Regions from separate parts of the Homo sapiens genome. Here region 2 is linked to region 1. Evidence: chromatin loops called from intact Hi-C (ENCODE). Cell type or tissue: endothelial cell of umbilical vein. All regions are shown on one strand.

Region 1 (2,500 bases):
TACTATGATACAAACTTAGATGTCATAACCTAGGCTACATGGTATAGCCTATTGCTCCCAGGCTACAAACCTGTAAAGCATGTCATTGTACTGAATACTCTAGGCAATTGTAACACAATGGTAAGTATTTGTGTATCTAAACGTAGAAAAGGTACAGTAAAAATATGGTATGAATGATAAAAAAAGATACACTTCTATAGGGCATTTACTAATGAGTGGTGCTTACAGGACTAGACACAATTCTAGGTGAGTCAGTGAGTGGTGGGTGAAATGTGAGAGCCTGGGACATTACACTACTGTTGACTTCATAAACACTATAAACTTGAGCTAGGCTAAATTTTTTTTAAAAAGTTATTTCTTCAATAATAAATTTACCTTAGCTTACTGTAACTTTTTTTACTTTTTTAAAAACTTTTTGATTCATTTGTAATGAACACTTAGCTTAAAAGGGAAGCATATTGTATAGCTGTACACAATTTTTTCTTTATATCCTTATTTTTATAAGCTTTTTTTCTATTTCTTAAATTATCTTTTTCTTTCTTTCATTTTTCTTTCCTTTTTTTTTTTTTCACTTTTTAACTTTTTTGTTAAAAACCGAGACAGAAATATGCACATTAGCCTAGCCCTACACTGGATCAGGATCATCAAGATATCATTAGGCAGCCAGACGCGGTGGCTCATGCCTGTAATCCCAGCACTTTGGGAGGCCGAGGCAGGCGAATCACCTGAGGTCAAGAGTTCGAGACCAGCCTGGCCAACATGGTGAAAAACCATCTCTACTAAAGATACACACAAAAAAATTAGCCAGACGTGGTAGCGGGCGCCTGTAATCCCAGCTACACAGGAGGCTAAGGCAGGAGAATTGCTTGAACCTGGGAGGCAGAGGTTGCAGTGAGCCGAGATCGTGCCATTGCACTCCAATCTGGGGGACAAGAACAAAACTCTTTCTTAAAAACAAACAAAAAAAGATATAATTAGATTATAGAAATTTTTCAGCTCCAGTTCCATGGTAATCTTATGGGACTATCATCATATATGTGGTCCATCATTGACATCATTGATCCAAACGTCCTTATGCGGCTCATGATTATTTCCCTAGGACCACAGTCAGGGAGGAAAAAGATGTACTCCAGCGACCTCTGCTGAATTCCAAAGGCTGCGGCCATAGTTCCTGGTGACGCAGACAGTCTGATAAAAAACTAAAATGGCGGTGTCGCCCGTACACGTCGTGCAGCAGAGCATGACGGAAAGGACTCTGCTGGAACGACTGGCGGCACAGACTTAAGGCCGGACTCCACTCCCCACCCTCTGTAGTTGGGGCTTCATACCCCTGAGCTATGATGGCACCTTATTGTGAAAACGCCCTGAAAGTGCGAAGAGGTCTCTAAGCCACAGGTGTGGCGATGTTGTTGTCATTACCAGGGACATTCCAGTAGGCGGCGATAGAGGGCAGTATGAGTGCCGCAACCACGCCCTACTTTTTCTAGAGCTGGGTTGTTAAATGATAGGGTTTGATAGGGTTTGAGGCCGAGTCAGAGTTTAAGAATGGTGGAATTTAAACTTTAAAGCTAGGAGTTTTCATCTGAGATTCCTACCGGAAATACACAAGGGTTTGTAGCAGTGGTGAAGGTCAGGAAGTGAATTCCTTGAAATAGTATATAAAAATAAAAACGTAAATTTCTCTGCACTTGTAGGGAGAGAAGGTCCATAGCTTTCATCAAAGAATTTGGTGAATCCTTGCCTTAGGGGTTGGGGCTCCGGGCCAGGGACAACATAGTATAACAATAATGCAGAACTGTAGAGCCAGACTTTCTGGTTTCACATCTTTACCTCTCTAAATCCTTCCTATGTCATCTTAGGCAATGCACTTAACCTGTTTCAGACTCAGTTTCTTTATCTATAAAATGAAGATAACAGCTGTGCTGACTTTTTAATAGACATTCTGACTGGCATAAGATGGTACCTCGTTGTTTTCATTTGCTCTTCTCTGATGATTAGTGATGTTGAGCATGTTTTCCTTTTTTAATTTTACTTTAAGTTCTGGGATACATGTGCAGAATGTGCAGGTTTGTTACACAGGTATACATGTGCCATGGTGGTTTGCTGCACCCATCAACCCATCATCTAGGTTTTAAGCCCCTCATGCATTAGGTATTTGTCCTAATGCTCTCCCTCCTCTTCCCCCACCCCGACAGGCTCCAGTGTGTGATGTTTCCCTCCCTGTTTTCATGTGTTCTCACTGTTCAACTCCCACTTATGAGGGAGAACATGTGGTGTTTGGTTTTCTGCTCCTGTGTTAGTTTGCTGAGAATGATGGTTTCCAGTTTCATCCATGTCCCTGCAAAGGACATGGACTCATCCTTTTTTATGGCTGCATAGTATTGCATGGTGTGTATGTGCCACATTTTCTTTATCCAGTCTATCATTGATGGACATTTGGCTTGGTTCCAAGTCTTTGCTATTGTAAATAGTGTTGCAATAAACATACATGTGCATGTGT
Region 2 (2,500 bases), 520 kb before region 1:
AGGGAATAAAGCTTGCCCACACCTTCACCCTCTTAATCTTTGTCTCTCTTCTTTCAGTTAGCTGGAAGTATTTACCCTGGGACTTAAATTTTACAGGATTTACTCAAGGGATTGAATGTCTCAAGCTCAGCTGTCCCTTGACAAAATGGCATTGCATTTATTAAGGTACAGACTAAGCTATGTAGCAGAAAATGTCTAAAACAGAGTGATTTAAATATGATAGAATTTTATTTCTTATTCACATAATAATACAAATATGAGCAATTCAGGGCTGGCAGGTGAACCCTATCATCCTCAGCACTTGCTTTCCTTTCTGGGGCCAAGATGTCTGTTCCAGTTGTAGCTATTCCCGGCTATCATGAAGAAAGAAAGAAAGAAGTCCAGGGCAAGCAGCATTGTCTATAAGGACACAGCATGGAAATTGTATATATCACTTTTTCTTATACTCTGTTGTTCTGAACTAATTCTTATGGCCATAATTGGCTGCAAAAAGAGTCTAAAAGATGTAATCTCTAATTAGTCAGCCATGTGCTCAGCTAAAAGTTAGGTGATTCTATTACTAAAAAAGAAGGAGAGAACGGAAATGGAGATACAAATTAGCAGTCTCCACTACTTTGTTTTTGGTGCTGTCACTACACTTTAGCAATTTTTACTCTTTGCGTTGTTCGTTGAAGGTTGAAGTCTTCCTGCTAAACATCTAAAAATTTTACTTTATTTTTAATTCTTGATTTTTGATGTTCAGATAGACATACAATTATGAAAACAAAAATCCATGGAATGTATGCTAAGTTTTCTGTAAACAGAAGCAGATAACTGGGCTGGACATTTTTTTGAAGATTCCATCTATCACCTCTGTCTATATACATGCTAAAAGGAAAATATGTTACTAATTGATACTGACTTTGAAAACACTAATTTAAGCCACAATTGAATTATCAGCAACTACTGAGAATAAAATTTGACTTTATGTAGAAATCAGTTATTTATTTAGTTCCTCTCACTTGTTTCTGATCAGAACCCAGTGAGATACTTCTAACAAGATCTTATAATTTAAAAAAAAGAAAAAGGAAAAGAGATATTTACATCAGTTTTTTAAAAATATAATATTAGTTGCTAGCATTCAGGTAGGGCCCAAGTGAGAATGGTTTTTTTAATAATTTGGACTTTTATTATAGATTCAGGCAGTACATGTGCAGGTTTCTTACATGGGTATATTGTGCAATGCTACATTTTAGAATATAAATGATCCTGTCATCCAGGTAGTGAGCATAGTATCCAATAGTTAGTTTTTCAACCGTTTTCCGCATCCCTCCTCCCCCTTTAGTAATCCCCAGTGTCTCTTGTTAAATCTTTCTTTTAATTAATTTCAACTTTTATTTTAGGTATGGGGGTACATGTGCAGGTTTGTTACATGGGCATGTTATGTGATGCTGAGGTTTGGGGTACAGATCCCATCACATAGGTAGTAAGCATAGTACCCAATAGTTTTTCAACCCTTGCCCTCCACCCCAATTTCTATTGTTGCCATCTTTATGTCCATATGTACCCAATGCATAGCTACCACTTATAAGTGAGAACTTTTTTGTTTTCTGTTCCTGCATTCATTTGCTGAGAAATTAATGGCCTCCAGGTACATCCATGTTGCTGAAAAGGACATAATTTCATTCTTTTTCAAGTCTGCATAGAATTCCATTGTTTGTACATACCACATTTTCTTTATCCAGTCCACCACTGATGGGCACCTAGGTTGATTCTATGTCTTTGCTATTGTGAATAGTGCTGTGATGAACATATGAATGCATGTGTCTTTTTGATAGAATGATCTATTTTTCATGCTTTTTTTTTTTTTGAGATAGAGTCTCAGTCTGTCACCCAGGCTGGAGTGCAGTGGTGTGATCTTGGCTCACTGCAACCACCACCTCCCAGGTTCAAGCAATTCTCCTGCCTCAGCCTCCCAAGTAGCTGGGACTACAGGTGCACGCTGCCACACCCATATATTGCCCATTTTTAATGGGGTGATTTGTTTTTTGCTTGCTGAATTGTTTCAGTTTTTGGAAATTTTAAAAAGTGACTTCCCGTCTCTGAACCTGGGTATACTCATCTTGAAAATGATGCAGTATAAGATGAAAGAACAGGACTAGAAAACGAGGGAGGGAAGGAGCAGCAGACTTGAATCTAAATCCTGGCTCACTTTCTGGCTAACAATGTCACTTGTAGAATAAGTCCTGTCATCTCTGTGCAATTGATTGCACCTCTGGCACCTACCTACCCCATAGGCCTATTAGAAATATCAAATGATAAATCTGTTTGTAAACTAGACAGAATCCTATAAGGAGAAAATCTGTAAGATTTCATTCCCTCCCTATGTCTCACCATCCTTTGCCCTCTGGTTGCAGCAGTAGTTAATACTTTCCTGCCACCTTGTATCTTGCCTTTTGTAAAACTAATTTCATCAAGACATCATTAGGGCTGGAGCTAAAGCCTGTGGCTTCTGATTCTT

Evidence for each region. Peaks named below come from ENCODE experiments on the same cell type or tissue, not always from the same donor. Only the 100,000 strongest peaks of a DNase experiment are listed, where the experiment ranks them.
Region 2: a loop joins it to region 1, with 5 times the contacts of the local background. A loop is called at or near these places in 27 of 110 quality-filtered maps.

The regions. Positions count from the first base shown.
Region 1 is chrX:66,727,753-66,730,252 of GRCh38, forward strand. No RefSeq gene overlaps it. Among named protein-coding and RNA genes, the nearest start is that of EDA2R, 90 kb to the left of the region's middle. In endothelial cell of umbilical vein, a CTCF peak has its summit at 1,417; no DNase peak of the experiment used is centred here; H3K4me3 peaks cover 356 bases; H3K27ac peaks cover 375 bases.
Region 2 is chrX:66,203,765-66,206,264 of GRCh38, forward strand. All of the region lies in intron 13 of HEPH (hephaestin), which reads left to right. Among named protein-coding and RNA genes, the nearest start is that of HEPH, 41 kb to the left of the region's middle. In endothelial cell of umbilical vein, no CTCF peak of the experiment used is centred here; no DNase peak of the experiment used is centred here.